2 separate regions of the Homo sapiens genome follow, and region 2 is linked to region 1. Evidence: chromatin loops called from intact Hi-C (ENCODE). Cell type or tissue: heart right ventricle. All regions are shown on one strand. Each heading gives the region's core, and the rest is flanking DNA. Links, peaks and the distances in the headings are about the cores only. Region 1 overlaps MYO1D (myosin ID). Region 2 overlaps MYO1D (myosin ID).

Region 1 (11,276 bases), core at 1,626-9,625:
GAAACAACTCCAATAAATAACCAGACAAAATCACTCCCCTGCTTAAAATTATCCATTCACTGGTCCCCATCACTCTCAGGACCTGCTCTCTGTTTATATTTATTATATCATTGTTCACCCCCCTGCCCCAGGTATCATCAGGGCTTACTATGAAGTTCTCAGATTATGCCATGTTCCATCATGACTCCATGTTTCTGCAGTGGTCACTGCCTCTCTCAGGAATTCTTGTAGTCTTCATGGACTTGCAAACCATCCCAAATCTGCCTTCTAATTTGCTTATGGTCATAGTGGACACACAAACTGATTATACTTGGGGTAAATGAGAAGCTATGACGAGAAGAATATAAAGTAATTTGTCTATCTTTTGGATTTAATTGCATTTGGATCGACAGTGGAATAAAAATCACCATTTAGGGAAATCTCTCATTGTTGGTTCAGCTGGAGGCTGGAAAAGTAGAGGATCATTCCTAACCTTGAAAGTAAGCTGGGATGCTAATTTTACCTTCTGCGAAACAGATGATTTAAGTTGTCCTTATGGAGAAAAATAGCTCAATACATTAAAATTGGCACAAAACAAGCTCAGTGATAATTACGATTAAAGATTTCATAGATTTAAAACGTGTCTTAGTTACAAAAATCAAACTTTACCTCTTGAAATGATTCACCAGCACTCCAACAAGTTCTCCAATTCGACTCTCATGGGTTGGCTGTTTGCTGAAGAGGCAGACAATGAGGTCTTTGTTGTCTTTCGTATGGAACACTACAAGTTGGTCCTTTCCATTGGAGACACTCAGACCAGTCAACTGCAAAGAGAAAATGCATGGAAAACTATTTGGATCATTCTCAAAAGAATGAATTAAAAAATACATTTTGGAGCTGGGCATGGTGGCATGTGCCTGTAGTCCCAGCTACTTGGGAGGCTGATACAGGATGATCATTTGAGCCCTGGAGTTTGAATCCAGCCTGGACAACATAACGAGACACCATCCCTAAAAACAACAAAACACGTCATACATTTTCTAAGGGTTTTGCTCAGTGACCCCCTGACTTTAATCTTCTATCAGTTTCACGGAACAAGCAGATGGAAGGAAATAATAAAGAGCAGAAATGAACAAAATTTGAAATAGAAAAACAATACAGAAAAATTAATGAAACAGGGATGGTTCTTTCAGAAGATCAATAAAATTGATAAACCTCTAGCCCAAAACAAAAAAAGAAGGAAGAACTTATTGCCAATATCAGGAATGGAAGAGGGGCCATCTCTATAGACCACACAGACATTAAAAGGATAATATTAAAATATTTGGACCAATTCTATACAAAAACTTATTCAACAACTTAGTTAAAACCAAATAATTCTGGCAGGGTGCAGTGGCTCACACCTGTAATCCTAGCACTTTGGGAGGCCAAGGCGGGCGGATTGCCTGAGCTCAGGAGTTCGAGACCAGCCTTGGCAACATGGTGAAACCCCATCTCTACTGAAATACAAAAAAAAAAACACACAAAAAAACATTAGCCGGGCATGGAGGCGTGCGCCTGTAGTCCCAGCTACTTGGGGGGCTGAGGCAGGAGAACTGTTTGAACCCAGGAGGCAGAGGTTGCCGTGAGCTGAGATCATGCCACTGTACTCCACTCCAGCCTGGTGACAGAGTGAGACTCCATCTCAACAACAACAACAAATAATTATTTAAGAGTCACAAAATACTAAAACTCTCCAAGAAGAAATAACTTGAATAATTCTGTATCTGTTGAAGAAATTAGATTTATATTTAAAAACATTTTGAAAAAGAAAATTCTAGTCCCAGATGATTTCAATAGTGAATTCCACCAAACATTTAAAGAAGAAATAACACCAATTCACCATATTTCTTCTAGAAAATAGGAGAGAAGGGAACACTTCCTAACTCACTTTGAAGCTGGCATTATTCTGATATCAAAAATAAACACAACAGTACAAGAAAACTACAAACTGATATCCTTCATCAACACGGATGTAAAAATGGATGTCAAGAAAATATTAGCAAATTAAATCCAACAATACATAAAAATGATAATACAACATGACCAAGTGGAGTTTATCTAAGAAATGCAAGGCTAGTTAGGTATTCAAAAATTAATCAAGGTAATGACAGAATAAAATGACAGGATAACAAAGAAAATCCACAGATTGTATCAAGTGACACAGAAAAAGTACTTGACAAAATTCAACATCTATCCATGATAAAAATTTCTCAGCAAACCAGGATTATAAGGGAACTTAACCTGATAAAATGACATATACAACATGCCACAGCTAACATCATACTTGGTGAAGAAGGACTGAATGTTTTCCCTTAAGATCGGGAGCAATGCAAGGATTTCCACTGTCACTGCAGCTATGCAACATTATACTGGAAGCCCTAGCCAGTGCAGTAAGGCAGGTTAAATAAATTAAAAAGCGGCTGGGTGTGGTGGCTCACGCCTGTAATCCCAGCACTTTGGGAGGCTGAGGTGGGTGGATCACTTGAGGTCAGGGGTTCGAGACCAGCCTGACCAATATGGTGAAACCCTGTATCTACTAAAAATACAAAAATTAGCCAGGTGTGGTGGCAGGCGCCTGTAATCCCAGCTACTCAGGAGGCTGAGGCAGGAGAATCGTGTGAACCCGGGAGGCGGAGGTTGCAGTGAGTTGAGATCGCGTCACTGCACTTCAGCCTGGGCAACAGAGCGAGACTCCATCTCAAAGAAAAAAAAAATTAAAAAGCATACAGATTGAAAAGGAAGAAACACATGTCTCTGTTTTCAGATTACATGATTGCCTACATAGAAAATGCCAAGGATCCACAAAATAGCTCCCAGAACTAATAAGCGCATCTAGTAAGGTCAAAGGATACAAGGCTGACATACAAAAATATTTCTATATTAGCAATGAAAAATTTGAAACAAAAATTGAAAAACAAAACCATCTATAACAACTCCAAAAACAAAAATACTTAGATATAAATCTAACAAAACATCTATCTGTAGGACCTACATGTTGAAAACTACAAAATGTTGAACAAGTTAAATTAAAAGGCTGATGAAAGGAATAAAAGAAAACCTAAATAAATGAAGGAAAATAATATCCTCATGGACTAGAAAACCCAAATTCTTAAGATACCAATTTTTCCCATATTAATCTATAGATTTAATGAAATCCCAACCAAAATCCCAGCAAGATTTTTTGTAGGTATCAACAAGCAGATTCTGAAATATGTATGGAAAAGCAAAAGAACTAGAATAGCCATAACAGTTTTGTAAATGAAGAATAAAGTTGGAGGGCTCATAGAGGCTGATTTTAATGCTTAGTATAAAGCTAGGTTAATCAAGACAATAATTTAGAAAGGAAAAAAAAAACATAGATCAGAAACAGACTCACGTGAATATGGCCAATAATTTTTTCACCAGGGTGCAAAGACAGCTCAATGAAGAAAGGATAATGTGGGCATCTGGATAACTTGGAACATTTGGACACCCCCATGCAAACGGAAATAAAAGTCTACCTAAATCTCACATCTCGTAAACAATTCAGAGTGCACTATAAGATCGAAATGCAAAATGTAAAACTAGAAAACTTTTAGGAGAAAACATAGAAGAAAATCTTTGTGACCTTGGGCTGGCAAATATTTCTTAGAAATGATACCAAAAGCACAATCCATAAAGCAAAAAAATTGATAAATTGAACTTGATCAAATTTAAAACTTTTGCTCTAAGGAAGACACTGGTGGGAGAGTGAAAAGACTAGCCACAGACTGGTAGAAAATATTTGCAAAAATGTATCTGATAAAGGACTTGTATTTAGAATCTATAAAGAGCTCTTAAAACTTGATAGTAAACAACTCAATTAAAAATGATGGATAAAAGATTTGAAATCACTTCACCAAAGAAGGCATAGGGGTGAATAAGCACATGAAAGGGTGCTCAACATCAGCAGCCATTAGGGAAATGCAAACTAAAACTGCAATGGGAACCACTGCAAACCCATCAGAATGGCTAAAATAACAAAACAGCCTACAACAACAAAAGAGTGATAATACTAAATGCTGGTGAGGACACAGAACAAGTGGGACTCACATGCATCATTGGTGAAAATACAAAATGTAAAATGTTACAGCCACTGTGGAAACAGTGGTTGTTAACTCAAAAAATTAAATGGAAAATTACCACATGAGCCAGCAATCTCACTCCTAGGCACATATCCTAGAGAAATAAAAACTTAGCTTCACATGAAAATTTATACATGAATGTTTACAGCAGCTCTACTAATAATTGACAAAAGCTGGAAACGACCCAAATATCCAGCAGCATGTGCACGGATAAACAAACTGTGGTACATTTAAATAATGGAACGCTACTCAGCAATGAACAAACTAATGATACAGATTACTGACATGCAACAACATAGATAAATCTCACAGGCATTATGGTTGAATGAAAGCAGCCAGTCTCAAAAGGTTACAGCCTGTGTGACGCCATTTATATGATATTCTCTAGAAGATAAAAGGATAAGGATGGACAACAGATCAGTAGCTGCCAGGGTTTGGGGTTATGAGGAGTCCGATACAAGGGAGTTTTTGGGGTATGGAACTACTCTGTATCCTGACTGTGGCAGTGGTTACACAAATTTACGCCCATACTAAGACTCAAGAGACCTGTACACCACCACCCATGCACGTAAATTATATTCATTGCCTATAAATTTAAAAAATTGCACACCCTGGCTGTTTTGATCTCTAGATATTCTACTTTGGTCAATAAAGCAGAAGTCAGAGTGATTTCCTCATTCTGTGGTCTGTTCTTCTATTGCATAAAATACCGAAGTGCCACCTCCTGGCTACCACAGGTGCTATCAGCCAGGCGGGCAGGCAGCATGAACAAGGCAACCACTGGGGGATGGCGCAGTGCCACACGGCCTGTGGTAGGGACAGACGTGCAGAAGATGCTGAGAATGTGATCCCTGTTCTTGGGGGATTCACAATCCAGTTGGATCAGAGGAAGAGGTAAGTATTAAATAACTGAAGAAAAACACCTTAACAATTTACAGATTTGCAGTGTCACTTAGTTCCATGCCTATGTTTTACAGATAGAAATTGAGACTGAAGGAGTTCAGCCCGTCTGCAGGCCCGGGAACTAGAACTCAGACCTGCAGACTGATGGGGACTCATGTTCTTTCCATCACACCAGGTTTTTCAAGTATCATGTATAAATGAACATAGAATATTTATATATTCTATAAATAAGTATTCCCATGAATACATTTTCATAGGAGGTGAGTTCTTGGGTTGATTTTAAAGAATGCCAGGGTCAGGGCTTAATGGAGAGAAGGGAAAATATTAAAGAAATTGGAAATCATTCACCAACCAATGTGGATCGTGGGCTTTCTGAGGCCATTGGTAAGAGAATATAGCAAACTCTCTGCCACTTACATGTACTGGATCCAGATGATTTTTATATGATTAAATTAAAAATATCATTTTCATTTTAAAAAAACATTTTATGTCTATCACGCTTCACTCTCATTTCATTATTTTATATGTGAAATTCAAAATTGAATTGATGTAGCACTTCACAGGAGAGCTTGATTAAAGCCTAAAGAAATGAGAATGGTAACAGCAGTAACTCTGCCAGCATATCCCAGGAGCATTAGCTGCAGGGGTTCAGGGAAAAGAGACAGATTCGGCAAAGAACGCTGAAACCACAGGGATAGAGGATCCCTTCCTAGGTGCTACCTGGACCAGAGGACAGGAGCCAATGACTCTGCTCTCGGCCACAACCCCCTCTCAGCGGGTGGGCTTCTCTCCCTCCCCTTCTCTCTCCCTTGCTGTCTAGGTGGCTTTATCTGCTGTGGATGGGAATTCTTCATGTGTACGCCCAGGCCTAGTGGTGTGTCAGTCTCAGAAGAAATGAGGGAAAACAGTACTTAAGTTGCTCTGCTACACAAATAATGAAAGATTAAGTCCCTATTGTTGCCAAAGCAGGACAAACAGCACCCAGAACGTCCCCTTTAGTTCTGGAAGAAAGGATGGTAAGTGGGGATTAGTGTACTAAGGATGACCTGGGTGTTAATCCCAATTCAGCCATGTGATCTTGAGTGACTCATTTAATTTATTGGGGCATCTGTCTCCTTTTCTGCAAAATAAGGATAACATCAGGTGCCTTGTCTACCTTGCAGGGTTGTGGTAAGGATCAAATAGTAGCAACTCTGGAGTACAAAAAGTAAATAAGCAAAAAAACCCTCTGTCTTCGAGGGTCTTACACTCTAAGTGAAAATAAGTCAGCAAAACTTTATCACTGAAAATATAATTTTAAAACCTTACAACACCATGCAAATGGAAGGTATTTTGTGAAACACCTCAGCTGGGGAAGGGGTCACTACCTCATTGCATTTGGGCAGCCATAACACATAGATGCGTTTCTCCGAACAAAAGGGAAACTCCTTATCAAGGCTCCCCCTGCCCCTGTTGCTTCCTTATTTCTCCTAATCTATGAGATTTCTATGCTATGATAAATCTAAGCCTTCCCCTTCTTTGGCCTTGAAGATTTGAACAGGGCAAAAAGAGTCTCTGATTGCAACCCATTTCAATTCTCCCAGCCTCTCCTTACTAAGAAGGACCAAACAGTGAACACAACTAGATAGGTAAAGAGCTGAGCAGTTCTGGAAGAGGAGGCCGGCCTGAGAAATCAGAGCAGATGTCCTCTCCTCCTCTGCAATGGAATGAGCGCTAGAGAGCAGAGCTCACTATACAAGAAAATCTCTAATCCATATTCTCATTTACGAAATCAGCGCAAAACAGACCGATATTAGAAAGAGAAATAATTCGAAAAGACAAATATGATAAATTACATACACAATGGAAGCAGTAACTGAATAGATACTTTAGAAAATTAAAGAATAATAGAAGAAAACATCCCAGTCTTTAGACAGAAAGGAATCACAGGTACCAGCCAAACTTAGAGGATCTTCTGGATGTGTAGCCCAGAGAAGTTTTAGACCTGTAGAATAAAGGAAAAAATCTTCAAGTACCTAGGCATACAAAAATAAGTTATCTACACAGGAAAATAAAATTCAGGTTTATATCCTTTTTTAAAACAGAAAACTTGGCCAAGTGTGGTGGCTTACACCAGTAACCTCGACACTTTGGGAGGCCAAGACGGGAGGATCACTTGAGGTCAGGAGTTTGAGACTGGCCTGGCCAACACGGTGAAACCCCGTCTCTACTAAAAATACAAAAATTAGCTGGTTGTGGTGGAGGGTGCCTATAGTCCCAGCTAATCAGGAGGCTGGGGCAGGAGAATCACTTGTATCTGGGAGGCAGAGGTTGCAGTGAGCCGAGATCATGCCACTGCCCTCCAGCCTGGGCACTGAAGCGAGACTCCGTCTCAAAAACAAAAAGAAAACTCTATTAATTTTGTCACAATTCACAGGAGGAGATAAGTAAATCCATTTTATTCTTGATATCAATTAGGAAAGATCAGCTCAAATATTTAACAGTAATCATTAAGATGAAAAAGGATGTGTAAGGTTCTAACCAGTAGTAAAAAGAGAATAAATAAAACTTGACCAATGCAGCAACAGAAAAAAGAATGAAATAGCGTGGGAGCATAAAAAATAGAAAGCATTTAAATAACACGATTGAATTTAAGAAAAGTTTTTTTGCCAGTTGCTGTAAGAAATGTGAACAGGATACAACTCCTTTATTGGAGGACGAGGGGTTATAGATTTAAGCAAAAAACAAAAATATACCCTGTTTATAAAATTAATTAAGATAAAAGTAGAAGTTTATGAATGAGAACAACATACATAATAAATTAAAGAGCTGGTTCTTTGAACAGACCAAACCCTTGGCAGAGTCTCACCAAGGAAAAAACAGGCAAAACCGCAAATATTTAACATTAGGAATGAGAAAGGGATTTAAGAAAGGGTGTGTTGACTTTCAAAATTATAAGAGGCCAAGAGCAGTTGCTCAAGCCTCTAATCCCAGCACTTTGGGAGACTGAGACAGGAGGATCACTTGAGGCCGGGAGTTCATGACCAGCCTGGGCAACATAGCAAAAACCCCAGCTAAAAAAAAAATTAGCTGGAGCTGGATGTGGTGGTGCGTGCCTGTAGTCCCAGCTACTCAGGAGGCTGAGGCAGGAGGATTGCTTGAGCCTAGGAGTTTGAGGTTACAGTGAGCTGATCACGCCACTGCACTCCAGCCTGGGTGACAGAGTGAGACCCATCTCAAAAAAAAAAAAACAAAAAAAAAAAAAAAAGAAGAAGAAGAAATTAGAAGAGAAAAACTTTTGTAATTGTAATTTCATATTAATGAAATGCATATTTTTTTTTAAAGATGTGGTCTAGCTGTCTTGCCCAGGCTGGAGTGCAGTGGCACGATCTCGGCTCACTGCAGCCTCTACCTCCCAGGCTCAAGCAATCTTCCCACCCCAGCCTCCCATGCAGCTGGGACCACAGGAGCACGTCACCACACCCGGCTAGTTTTTGTATTTTCAGTAGAGACAGGGTTTTGTCATGTTGCCCAGGCTGTCATGAATTCCTAAGCTCAAGTGATCCTCCCACCTTGGCCTCCCAAAGTGCTGGGATTACAGGTGTAAGCCACTGCACCAGGCCTGAAATGCATGATTTTATAGGAAAATATAAATTAGTAAAATTGACTTAAAGAAAGATAAAACAATTAATTTCTATTTATAACTAGCAAAAAGTTTTTTTTTAGATTATCAGAAAAATACTCTTCTAGTTCTTACTAGGCACAGGTTATGTTATAGGCCCAGGTAATTTCTATCATACTTAAATGCTCTACAATATGGAAAAAGAGAAAAATCATACTGACTCATTTTATTTATCCTGCTAGCAAAACCTGCTGAATCTCTCTCTCATACACAAAAACAAACACACCCAGAAATCAATGTAACGTACAAATACAGATGCAAAATCCAAAATAATTAACAAACTGGATGCAACAAGATAAACACCATGACCATGAGCGTATATTCACAAGGGTAAGGGTGGTTCACTAGTAAGAAATACCTCAATATAGGCCAGGTGCAGTGGCTCACGCCTGTAATCCCAGCACTTTTGGAGGCCGAGGTGGGCAGATCACGAGGTCAGGAGATCAAGATCATCCTAGCCAACATGGTGAAACTCTGTCTCTACTAAAAATACAAAAATTAGCTGTGCGTGGTGGTGCGTGCCTGTAATCCCAGCTACTCGGGGGGCTGAGGCAGGAGAATCGCATGAACCAGGAAGGCAGAGATTGCAGTGAGCCGAAATAGTGCCACTGCACTCCAGCACTCCAGCACTCCAGCCTGGGCGACAGAGCAAGATTCCATCTCAAAAAAAAAAAAAAAAAAAAAAAAAGAAATACCTCAATATAACTCAGTTTATTTATTAATAGTTCACATTTATGTATTATCCGTGTGCTTGTCCAACCAGAATGATCTCCTTGGGGTCAGGCTCGCTGGCTTTCACTTTTTTCAGCCAAGTATGAAGTTTTGCATTTGTATTGTTTTTATTTTACAGTATACCATGGTATATAAAACAATACTTCATTTTACAGTAAGATGGTAAATACTCAAATGTATTTATTGCTATTTCATCACTATAATAATGTTTTAATTTTTTTTTTTTTTTTTTTTTTAACTCTGGAGCATCTTTGTTCCAAACTTCCTCCCAGTAGCAGCTGTTCCACAATCTTCTGTCCTGGAGAATCTCTCCTCTTCTTTGGTTACTGCTCTCTACATACACCTCTAAGGGACTTCATTCTTGGTATTCCCCCCACCTCCCTGCCCTTCCATGCCCCCGCCCCCCACACCCCGTCCAAAGCTATGCCTGACACACAAAGAACTTTCATGAAATTGTAGCGGTCACTTAATTTCTGCAGGTGTTTGCTCGTATTTTGACACAGACACTTGGGTTTTTGGATGTACTATTCAACTTCTGTTCTTTGATTAGACTGCAGAGATAATGCTTATGTTCTTTTGATCTCAATTAACAAATTGATTTGGCTGCTCTTTGATGGAGAACATTCTGTTCATTCTGTTTTCCATTCAGAAACTTGGGAGACAGTTTGCTCTGGCTTTTTGCAGGACACCTGGTGACTTTCTTTTCACCTTTCTCTGTTCTGTTCATCTGTCTCTCCTAATCTCCCTCCTTCTCCCTTCCCAGTCCCCCACATCTTGTTCCCTCCTTACTCCTCAACTAGCTATAACTCAGGAAGCTCAGCTGTGTGGGCTCATCATGGAAATGGTGGAAGCTGTGGCATAACTGAGAGTTTATCCCTTTATAAGCAAGCATCTCTTGAAAGCAACAACTTGCTTGAGCCCAGAGCCCTCATGCAAGCAGGCTGATGGTCTTGAGGTGCCATGCCGTGAGGCAGCCAAACCTCTCAGAGGGGTCGTGTGCAGGTGCTCTGGTCAGCAGTCCTGGCTTGAGCTCTGCCAGCCGGGGCCAGACAAGTGAGTGTATGAGGGCTCCAGTGATTCCAACTCTCACTCACCAAGTAACCCCCACCTTCGAATCTTCCTAATGGAGGCCCTAGACATTGTGGAGCAGAGGCATGCTGGCCTCACAGTGCCTCTTTCAAATTCTTTACCAACAGAATCCAAGAACATAATAAAGTAGCGGTCGTTTCATTCCACTAAGTCTGGGGTGGATTGTTACACAGCAATAGTAATTGGAATAAAAATTTGGAACAGGAGTAGGGTGCTCCTATAACATAATCCCAGATAGTTGGCACTGGCTTTGGGAAGTAGGTGGAAGCTGGAAAGGTTCTGAGAGACTGTTGGGGGAATCATGGCAGGCCTTCAAGAGGAGGTCAGTGAGGGCCTGAGGAAAACAGGGAAAAGACTACTTCGAGCCAGAGGAAAGCGGACCTTTGTTAAGGAGAAAATTTGACAACACTGTTGCCTATGGGAAGGCAGAAAATAGAAAATGTACGTAACAAATGTGATGATCTAGATAAGGAGATTTCTAGACAGAATACTGAAAGTGCCATCTGGCTTCTTCTTGCTGTCTATGAAAAAAATGTGAGAGGAGAGAGAGGACCTTAATAAAGAATGGTTCTGCTCTCATGTAAAATTTAGAGGAAACATAAAGAAGCCTGCAATTGCTAGGCTTGAAAATAAAACTGTTTCTTATTCCCAGCTTCTCCAGATGGCAAATGATTCTCAAATTAAGAAATGGTTTCAGGGCAACGGATCAAACCCAGAGTGGGATTGTAAAATCCTTTGTTAAAACCTTAGAAAGATCGAAGGCATCC
Region 2 (11,276 bases), core at 1,561-9,560, 110 kb before region 1:
ACGAAAATTAGCCGGGTGTGGTGGTGGGTGCCTGTAGTTCCAGCTACTCGGGAGGCTGAGGCAGGAGAATTGCTTGAACCAGAGAGTTGGAGATTGCAGTGCCGCTGCACTCCAGCCTGGGCAACAGAGCGAGACTCCCTCTCAAACAAAATAAAACAAAAAACATCCTACAAGTGTCAAGCATGGTGGTGCACACCTGTAGTCCCAGCTACTCTGGAGGCTGAGGTGGGAGGATCACTTGAGCCCAGTTCAAGACCAGCCTAGGCAACATAGTGAGACCCTGTCTCTAAAAATAAAATTAAAAAGGCGGCCGGGTGCAGTTGCTCACGCCTGTAATCCCAGCAATTTGGGAGGCAGAGGCAGGTGGATCATGAGGTCAGGAGATCGAGACCATCCTGGCCAACATGGTGAAACCCAGTCTCTACTAAAAATACAAAAATTAGCTGGGTGTGGTGGTGCATGCCTGTAATCCCAGCTACTCGGGAGGCTGAGGCAGGAGAATCGCTTGAACCTGGGAGGCTGAGGTTGCAGTGAGCCAAGATCATGCCACTGCACTCCAGCCTGGGTGACAGGGCAAGACTCTGTCTCCAAAAATAAAAAAATAAAAAAAAATAAACAAATAAAAATAAAAAGCCAAGTATGGTGGCTCACACCTGTAATCCCAGCACTTTGGGAGGCGGAAGCCGGCAGATTGCTTGAGCTCAGAGGTTCAAGACCAGCCTGGGCAACATGGTGAATTACTGTCTCTACAAAAAAAAAAATTAAAAAGTAGCTGGGTGTGGTGGCATGGGCCTGTAGTCCTAGCTACTTGGGAGACTGAGGTGGAAGAATCGCTGGAGCCTGGGAGGCGGAGGCTGCAGTGAGCCGAGACTGAGCCACCACACTCCAGCCTGAGTGACAGAGCAAGACCCCATCTTTGAAAAATAAAAAATAAAATAAAAATAAAAAATAAACAACCCTACAAGTTTAATGGAGCATTCACACCACATGTACTGGTCTCCACTTTCAGAATGCAAGGTCCTGGCGGGGAGGGGAGGCGTCTTACACAGCTGCATGCGTGGTGCTGCCCTGCACACAGGAGATGCTCCCAGGTGCTGATGGGCAACACTGGCTGGGCCACAGGTTCTGGACGTGCTGGGGCCGCGTAAGGCTGCAGGCCTCAGTCCATCTGCTGTGTAAATGGCTCTCTCCCAGTAACACAACTTCATCTGCTCACTTCATCAACTTCGCACACTCACTGCAGCCTCATGAATGAGGAAGACAATGGGCACAACTGGTCAAGAGCCTCCTGGGATGGAGACTCACCCAGTCCATGAAGTTCCTTCTAAACACAAAGTGGCCAGATACCTGTGAACCAGACCTGGGAAGGAGGTCTGCTCCTTAGCAGAGAGATACTCTGTTTTGCCGCCTTAAGTGACAGTTGCCTGGGTTACTACTTTTTTCCTTGGCACAGACCTGGGCAGCCCTGGCCTGCCTGACTCCCAGCCTGTTTGTGTGGTGCTGCTGTGACGTTTGGGCAGAAGAGGGGGTTGAGTGACTACGTGTGTTGAGCTCACCACCGAACAACAAGGGCAAGAAGAACCAGCCTTCTGCTCTGAAGTTCGGCTGAGCACTGCCCAGCTGACGCCATCTACACACTGCCATCAGCAGATAACGAAGTCAGAAAATGTGGATTGAGGGGCCAGGCGCAGTGGCTCACGCCGGTAATCCCAGCACTTTGGGAGGCCGAGGTGGGTGGATCATGAGGTCAGGAGATCGAGACCATCCTGGCCAACATGGTGAAACCCCATCTCTACTAGAAATACACAAAAAAATTAGCCGGGCATGGTGGTGGGCACCTGTAGTCCCAGCTACTCGGGAGGCTGAGGCAGGAGAATGGCGTGAACCTGGGAGGCGGAGCTTGTAGTGAGTCAAGATCGTGCCACTGCACTCCAGCATGGGTGACAGAGTGAGACTCCATCTCAAAAAAAAAAAAAAAGAAAATGTGGATTGAGGTTGGCGGCTCCTCAGAAAGTTAAACATTGAACTGCCATATCACCCAGCGATTCCACTCCTGGGTATATACCCAAAAGAACTGAGAACAGACAAAAGCTTATACATGAATGTTCATGGCAGCACTGTTTACCAAAGGTAGCAACAGCCTTGTGATGTGATGATGGTGATGATGATGATGATATGATGAGGTGTCATCCACAGTTCCTAGCTCGTATCTCCCATAACCATTGTTAGTCTTTTGTTATAACGTTGGGGTGCTTTAGGCCTCAGAAGCCTCAGAAGCAGCCCTCAGGAAACAAAATCTCTCTCGCTGACTTTCTCCTGCCCAAGTCAGTTCTCTAATCTGATTGTGAGCCCTAACACCCTCATTCCCGAGGGGGTCCTGCCCAACACCTTGGAGGAAGGAATGCTGCACAGAGAGGCCAGGAAAGATCTGAATGGACAGGCCTTGGTGGGTTTAGATCAGTCCCTTTTTGGCCAATCTCATTTCGACACAGTTGTCCATGCTTCAATCATGGACAGCCAATGGAGTCTCCATAAAAAACTCAAGAAGGATGGGTTTGGAGCTTCTGGAGAGCTGGACACATGGAGGCTGACGGGAAGGCGGAGAAGAATCCAGCACGTACCGGGAGGCATCCCAGTCCGCGAGGACAGACGAGCCTCTGCTTCTTGGGACCCTTCCACACCTTGCCCTGTCTGTCTCTTTATCTGCTGTTTATCTGCATCCTTTAGAATATCCTTCTTAATAAATTGGTAAATGTAAGGAAGTGTTTCCCTGAGTTCTGTGAGCAAATTAATTGAACCCAAAGAGGAGGTCCTGGGAACTCCAACTGGAAGCTGGTTGGTCAGAAGTTCCAGAGACCCTGACTTGCAACTGGTGTCTAGGGGTGGTGTGGGGGCTGGTCTGAGCCCTCAACCTGTGGGATCTGACACCATCTCCAGGTAGATGATGTCGGAATTGAATCGGAGGACACCCAGCTGGTGACCACTGGTAGGTGTGTGGCGAAAACCTCCATACCTTTGGTCACAGAAGTCTTCTTCTGTGTTGATGACTGTGGTGGTGGTGTGAGAGCAGAGGAAACAGTTTGATAGAGACTTTTCCTACATAAACCCAAATGTGCATCAGTGGATGAATGAATAAACAAAATGTGGTACATCCATTCAATGAAATATTATTGAGCAACAGAAAGGAATAAAGTATTAGCACATGTTACAACAAGATGAACCTTGAACCTTGAAACATGATGCTAAGTGAAAGGTGGCAGACAACAGGCTACATATTGTATAACTACATTTATATGAAATAGCCAGAAGAGGCAAAGCCACGGAGGCAGAAACCAGTTAGTGGCTGCCAAGGGCTGCGGGGAGTGGGGGCGTGGAGGGACTGCTTAGAGGGCATAGGGTCTCCTTTTGGGGTGATGAAAATATTCCGGAACTAGGTAGAGGTGATGGTCTTGTAACATTGTGAATGTACTAAATGTGACTAATAATATGTTTTATGTTATGTGTATTTTACCACAATAATTTTTTTTTAAAATGTGGATTGACCTAAATGAAAAATTAGAATTTGCCTTCAAACCATGTTTTCTCTCCTCATCTCAAGTTTAGCCAAAATAATTTTAAGACTAATAAGAGATTTCTTGTGCTGATCCTGGAGACAGAGCAGAGAAAGGCCTGGGCAGGAGACGGAGTAGACGCTTGGGGTCAGTGACTTCTTTCTTGTTTGAACTTCGCCACACTCTGGAAATCCAACTAGAGCCAGAATTCTTTCCTTATTTTTTAAAGAAAAGGAAACATCGTACAGATGGAGGCAGGGCGTCTCCCTCTGAGGGTGCGCCAAGCCAAAGGACAGCTGCCGAGGGAGGCTGGCTGCATTGGGGAGGGATATTTTTTTTCCCTCCCCATCCTCTGTTACAGGATTTAATGGCCAGCAAACTGTGGAATTCGGGGACTTTCATCTCGTTTCATCTGTTTCAAGCCATCATTGCAGGCAAATGGCCTTTATCAAATTACTTTCCTTCATTTTTCATTTAGACTCTTGTCTTCTGCTCTTAGAGAAACCCGTGAGTAAATGCAAGACTTGATCTATGGAATGAACAAACATGTTCCCTGTGCTACCTGTGCCTTCGCAGGCCCTGCACAAAGTGGGACAGGCCACTCCTGTCCAGAAGGTGAATCAGCCCAGAAAACATCCCCTCCCATCCAGGCCCCTGGTCAGCTGGGCAGTGCAGGGTTTTAGGTCAAAGCCAACCAGGAAAGCGGGTCCTGGGAGGTTGCAGGCAGCCCTGGCTCAGCTGGGATTAGGAGACTGTCATTCGCCGACCTGCCCTGCCCCTGCAGAAGCCAGGCAGGACTTGAAGAAATCAGTGAGTCACTTTTCCTCTCAATGGCATTCCCTGTGAGAGTGGGGGTGATCCAGGTTCTAACAAATGCACTTCAAGGGAAAATGCAGTGGAAGTGGGGTGCAGTGCAGTCACTTGGTGAGAACATTTTTCTGGGTGCAGCAAGGAGTGTCTGAGAATATTGTGAGGCTAATGCAATGTTCTCTCAAGTTTGGTAACAGGATGTGGTAGGAGGAACACAGCCTTGCACCAAGCAGAGACAGGTGCTTTTCAAAGTGATAGTAAATGCATTAAGTGCTTCATGAGAAACTCTAGAGTCACAGAGACAGGCCGTCCTCCATCTGGATGTCACTAGGACATAATGCATGCTCTCTGGCTCACACTGAGGACAACAGCTACTGACTGGAGCATCAGGAGCTCATGACTGCAGCTGTTTACTCTGTGTTTCAGTTCCTTCAAGAAGTAAATCCCCCTGCTGATGTCAAACCACACAGGGAATCTCTTTCAAAATCTTGCTTTAGGAAATGCCACTTCTGTTTATGTCAGGGTCGAATGGACACTTTTACCACAGTCACCTATAAGGTGAGGCTATGATTTCAGCAACCAGGCCAAGTCCAGGAGTGGTGGCGTGGTGCTTCCTGGCATACTGAGTCCTTTCTGGGTCTGCAGCTGGTGAGGAATGGGGCAAAACCATTTGTATTTGGAAAGTAAAACCTTTCTCTTGTCATGAACCAACTGGGTCATATCTGGGTGTTGTCGGCAGCCAGCATGCCCTGAGACCTCACCCAAGCCTGCTGTCTGCCTCTCCACAGCACTGAACTGACCTGGCTCCCAGGCCCGGGGGCGTGATCCACACTCACCCTGCTTGTGTCCCCAACAGGACTGCCACCACCCTCCCAGCCTGGGCTGCCCCTCCCCCATGGCACTCTCCTCATGCTGCCAACACCCATTCTTCCCTTCCCTGCCCACGTTCTCTTTGCAGTGACTCATGGAGCGCCCAGGGTGGAAGGGGCACTGTCCAGAGAAGGACAAATGCGGTGAGGATGACCCGGGCCCAAGCTCGTGGATGCTAGTGCTTTGTAGGAAGCACCTGCTGCATGGAGGAGGGTCACTGACCCTGGGTGGCTGGGGTGGGTGGGCTTCCCAGAGGAGGCGACACACAGACTGATACCGCAAGAATAAGTGGGACTCCTGCGGGAGCTGTTTTGGCTTTGCTTTCTCACTCCTTAAATACTGCTTCATCTTCGGCCCCTTTCATTTTATACATTATTTCACAGTGGCATCACTCATGCCTGTGGTTTCAATGACAATGATCCAGTCCGTGTCCCCTCTCTTAGCATGAGGTCCATGCATGTCTTTTCAGCCACTTCCTAGACAAATCCCCGGAATGCTCTGCAGACAGCTGAGTCTTCACATGGCCAATGCTGAGATCATCCTCTTGGCCCCCTCCCTCAAAGTGCTTCCCTCCTCCCATCAAGCCTATGCAGTGAGAGGTGTCGTCTGCACGGTCACTGAGGCCAGAGAGCTGGCAGGCAGCCCCGCTCCCGCTCCTTCTCCACTGCCGACAGTCTCTGAGTTCTACTGATTGCACTTTTTGTCTGTGTCCCCTGCCGAGGCCTCAGCCCAGACCCTTTTCTCTCCTTCCTGGTTACTGTCATAGCCCGGACTGGCTTCTCTGCCTTGGGTCTGCCCCAGCACAGGGGCAGACTGTGTGATGTCCTCCACACAGTCATCAGAGAGATCTTTTAAGGGCTCAAAAGACCCTGCGGCTCCCCTGCCAATAGCTCTGCCATCGTCCCCAGAGCTTTCGAGGACCCTCCACCATCGGCGCCAACCCCAGCTGAGCTGGGTGCTCGTCTGCAGGCCTCTGCTCCATCTCAGCCTGAGCATGAGGCTCTGCTGTGCTGCTTCCAGCAGCAGGGACAGGGCTGATGAGCCTGGCCCTTGCAAGCATCTTCCTGTGCCGAATACAATTCCACAGACAGAGGATTTAAAATCCAAGTGGAGGTGACAGGAAAGAAAGGAAAACCTCCAGGTATCAGAAGAAAGGAGGGGGTGTGAAGACAGTATGGGAGGAAGGTCAGGCTGGGGCTCAGCTCTGGGAAGTGCCAGCCTGAACAGGAGTCACGCCCGGGTCCACATGCAAGGGAATGAGGACCGAGGCCCTGCATGTGGCAGGGCCTTCCGCAGGCTGCCCCGTCTGTGAACAGGACACCAGAAGAAGTCTGCCTTCCAGCCTGGCAAAGTGGCAAGGAACCTCTGGGTGGGAAAACAAATCAACAAACAAATTGTCAGTAAAAAACAGAAACCTCACACTTTCCTTTCTCTTGACCTCTTGAAAAAAGCAAATCCACTGCAGCTCACCAAAGGCAAAGAGAAAACCTTAAGAATACCCAGAGAGAAAAGACACGTTACTTGCAAAAGAACATCTAATGCAGGGAGATAATGAAAATACAGACTCTTCAAAGGGCTGAAGGAAAAAAACCGTCCACCTAGAATTCTATCCCCAAACTGTCATCTGAGAGCAAGGGCAAAACAAACGCTTTCTCAGACAGGCTGGACGAGGTCGCTCACGCCTGTAATCCTAGCACTTTGGGAGGCCAAGGTGGGAGGACCGCTTTAAGCCAGAAGTTTGAGACCAGTGTGGGTAACATAATGAGACCCCATCTCTAAGAAAAAGAAATTAAATAAGACAAGACTTTTTCAGACAACAAGTGCTCTGAGAGCTGGCCTATCTTGGCTGTCTTGTAAAGAATTGCTGCGAGACACCTCATTAGGAAAGAGACTGAATCTAGAAGGAAAGAGCAGAGCATGAGGTACAATGAGGAGCAAATAAACAGGTCACCATATAAGCAAACCCAAATACACATTCACTATACGAAACAATAAAAATGACTCATTTGGGGGGTTAAAACACTGTTGAACTAAAATCCTGGATAACAGCAGCATGAAAGGTGGGGTGGTGGTCCCAGGAAAGCATTCAAAGGTCCATGTCTCATTTGGGAGGAGGGTAGGGAGACTCATGAACTTGAGGCTCCCTTCAGGCAAGCACAGTGCAAAAAAATTATAATAATGGGAAACAGATACAGTAGACTGTGATGTACAACTCTCAGAGCAGTAGAAGGGAGGGTATAAAACAAATCTGATCCATCAGATAGAAGGCAGGAAAGGGGAACAAAAGTAGCAAAGAAGAAACACGGGAACAAGAAGGCACAAACTAATAATGGAATAAATACATTTAAATATATAAATGAGCACAGTAAACCTAGATGTGCAAACCTCTGGCTAAAAGGGATTTCTCAGATTTAATTTAAAAATGCAGTTATATGCTACTTGTAACAGATGCCATTTAAATCATGATGACAGTTTAGGTAGGGAATATGATACATAAATCAAATACTAATCAAAAGAAAGCTGGGGAAAAGCATTGCTGGAGAAAAAGCTCATTAGAGACCGGGTGCAGTGGCTCATGCCTGTAATCCCAGCACTTTGGGAGGGTGAGGTGGGAGGGTCACTTGATCCCAGGAGTTTGAGGCTGTAATGGGCTATGATTGTGCCATTGCACTCCAGGCCAAGCAACAGAGTGAGACCCTGTCTCAGGAAAATTAAAAAAAAGTTCATTAGATAATTGTTTTGTTTATTTATTAAGGAACAGTTTACCAAGAAGATGCTCTCATACATATGATTTACAAAGATAAAATAACAAGTCCACAATCATAGTAAAAGTAAAAATAGGCTGGGTGTGGTAGCTCATTCCTATAATCCCAGCAATTTGGGAGGCTGAGGCAGATATGGACTGCTTGAGCCCAGAAGTTCAAGACCCACTTGGGTAGCAGAATGAGACCCTGTCTTTACAAAAAATAAAAAAAAAACTAGCCAGGTGTGGTGGCAGACGCCTATAGTTCCAGCTACTCGGGAGGCTGAGGTGGGAAGATTGTTTGAGCCTGGGAGGTTGAGGCTGCAGTGAGCTGTGATTGTGCCACTGCACTCCAATCTGGGTGACAGAGCGAGACCCTATCTCAAAAAAACTCCCCCAAAAACAAAAAACTTGGGTGTATGTGTGTGTATTCATTACATTCAACAATTAGAGAACACACATTCTTCTAAAGTACACACAGAACACATACTAGACCACAGAAGAAAGTTCAATAACAACCTGTGAATTAGCATCACATAGAAACCATCTTCTGTGTCTACAGTGCAGTAAAATTAGAAATCAAATAAAAGGAGAATAAAATAACAATATAACAATAGTACTATGGACTGAATTGTGTCCCCTCCAATTCCTTATATGGAAGACCTAGCCTTCAACACCACAGTATTGTGAGATCTGGGCTTTACAGAGGTCATTAAGGTTAAATGAGGTCATAGGAGCAGGGCCTTGATCTGACAGAAAGAAGAGAAACCAGGGTGCTTGCTTTCTCTCTCCCCACCACGTGAGGACTCAGAAAGAAGGTGGCAGTCTGCAACCCTTGAAGAGAGCCCTCACCAGAACCCAACCATGCTGGACTTTTTTTTTTTTTTTTTTTTTTGAGACGGAGTCTCGCTCTGTCGCCCAGGCTAGAGGGCAATGGCGCGATCTTGGCTCACTGCATCCTCTGCCTCCTGGGTTCAAGTGATTCTCCTGCCTCAGCCTCCTGAGTAGCTGGGATTACAGGCATGTGCCACCATGCCCAGGCAATTTTTGTATTTTTAGTACAGACGGGGTGTCATCATGTTGGCCAGGCTGGTCTTGAACTCCTGACCTCATAATCTGCCCGCCTTGGCCTCCCAAAGTGCTGGGATTCCAGGTGTGAGCCACTGCACCCAGCACCATGCTGGACTTTTATCTGGGACTTCTAGTCTCCAGAACTGTGAGAAAATACATTTCTGTTGTTCAAGCCACCCAGTCTATGGTATCTTTTTTTTTTGAGACAGAGTCTTGCTCTGTCACCCAGGCTGGAGTACAGTGGTGCCATCTCTGCTTACTGCAACCTCCGCTTCCCTGGTTCAAGCAATTCTCCTGCCTCAGACTGCCGAGTAGCTGGAATTAACAGGCGCACACCACCACGCCCAGCTAATTTTTGTATTTTTACTAGAGACGGAATTTTGGTATGTTGGCCAGGCTGCTCTTGAACTCATGACCTCCAGTGGTCCACCTGCCTTGGCCTCCCAAAGTACCAGGATTACAGGTGTGAGCCACCTCCCCTGGCCAGTCTATGGTATCTTGTTATGGCAGCCTGAGCAGACTAAGACAAATAGTCAAACAGTATACAGTGCTTACTAAGTGCCTTACAGATATCAATTCACGGACTTACTACAGCACGAGGTGAATTTCCTTTTCAGAAGAGGAAATGAGAAGGCCCAAAGAGCCTAAGGACCTGCCTGCCCGAAGTGATAGAGTAGAGGCAGGATTTGAACCCAGGCAATCCAGGCCATAGTCCAAGTCTTAACCTCTATGCATCCTGCCCCTAAAAAGCACATCATTAGCCGTGGTCCCTGTTTGCTGTGTGCTTCTGAGCAGAGTGATGAGCTGAGCACTTTCATGTCCCTATCAACAGCTCCTCGTGCAGTGTCTGATACAAAATAGGAGTTCCATAAATGTCTATAGAAAGAATGAATTTTTATAAAATGACATGATTAAGAAAGCAGCTGGGGCTAATGTCAACACAAGACATGTCTTCAACTGGGAGACATGAGGCTGGCCTCACCCATCTTCACAGCAGGGTTGTTAAGAAGTGAGGCAAGTGAGGCGGAGCCATCGGTGGGCTGGGGTTGAACACAAAGGGTCAGGTGGGGTACATGTCCCGGCCTGGTATCCTGCTCCGTGTAAGGGGCTGTTTATGTGTCAAGTGTGATGAAAACATATGAAGAGGCACTAGGGACACTCACTGTTCAAGGGGTGCCTTTTGGGAACTGAAGAACCCTCTTGCAAAGTGAGTCATTACCTTGCTTTGTAAACCCAAACATCCCTGTATTAGCTGCTGCCTCCCCACTGCTAATGAAGTTTTCAGTGAAATAAAAACATTTGGTAGGATGGAAAACATTTGGACTGATGGGCTTTGGAAGCACATATGCAAGGTTAGAGAAGCTCCGGGAATTGTATCGATAAACATGTTGCCATTTTTATGTCCTGAGGTTTAATGGAGACGAGCAGACACTGCACTGGCTCCATGCAGATTTCTCAGTAATAGCTTCAGAAATGTGGGCAGATATTTCTTTTTTTCTTTCTTTTTTTTTTTGAGACAGAGTCTTGCTCTGTCACCAGGCTGGAGTGCAGTGGTGCGATCGATTCCGGCTCACTGCAACCTCCGCCTCCCAGGTTCAGGCAATTCCCCTGCCTCAGCCTCCTGAGTAGCTGGGACTATAGGCGTGCGCCACCACACCCAGCTAATTTTTGTATTTTTAGTAGAGACGGGGTTTCACCATGTTGGCCAGGATGGTCTCGATCTCCTGACCTCATGATCTGCCCGCCTCGGCCTCCCAAAGTATGTGGGCAGATATTTCTAGTGAAATATATGGGCCTGGAGCTCCTCAGCAGCATGCCTGCGGAGTTGTAAAGGGGTCTTAGATTGGGAGGAGAAGGTTGAAATTCACTGTCATCCATTTATTTATTAAGAATTTACTAGGCACTGTATTAAACATTTTACATACTTAATTTCATTTAATCCTTATCAAAGCTGTCATTATGGGGCACTGTCATTCTGTTCACTTTATAGATGAGGGTGCAGAAGCGTAGAAAGCTCAAGCAACTTCTTGCAGCTGGAAGGTGAGGCTAGGACCTGGCCCAGGGCAACTGTCTCCTCAACAGCATTTGCGCCTCCATTCCATTTAGTTTCCACCCTAAAATGCTGTTCTAGCTCTTGCGTGGAGCATAGCCTCTGCAGCATGGAATTCTTTAATACCAGGTGCTTCTGAGTCAGAGGAAAAGGCACTTTGAACCTCCTGTAACGATGCTGA

Evidence for each region. Hi-C counts contacts between places; a loop is a spot of excess contacts. Peaks named below come from ENCODE experiments on the same cell type or tissue, not always from the same donor. Only the 100,000 strongest peaks of a DNase experiment are listed, where the experiment ranks them.
Region 2: a loop joins it to region 1, with 2.3 times the contacts of the local background. A loop is called at or near these places in 12 of 110 quality-filtered maps.

Annotation. Positions count from the first base shown.
Region 1 is chr17:32,604,439-32,615,714 of GRCh38, forward strand. It overlaps MYO1D (myosin ID), which reads right to left. Exons shown (of 22, transcript NM_015194.3): 21 at 649-803. Among named protein-coding and RNA genes, the nearest start is that of CDK5R1, 120 kb to the left of the region's middle. In heart right ventricle, for the core only: a CTCF peak has its summit at 4,837 (motif pointing left); a DNase peak (open chromatin) is centred at 4,903.
Region 2 is chr17:32,499,046-32,510,321 of GRCh38, forward strand. The region is part of intron 21 of MYO1D (myosin ID); the gene reads right to left. It overlaps LOC124903982 (a long non-coding RNA gene), which reads left to right. Exons shown (of 2, transcript XR_007065716.1): 2 at 1-961. LOC105371734 (a long non-coding RNA gene) reads right to left here. Exons shown (of 2, transcript NR_188182.1): 2 at 10,909-11,276. Among named protein-coding and RNA genes, the nearest start is that of CDK5R1, 18 kb to the left of the region's middle. RefSeq lists enhancers at 4,528-5,298, 6,070-6,840. In heart right ventricle, for the core only: no CTCF peak of the experiment used is centred there; a DNase peak (open chromatin) is centred at 4,676.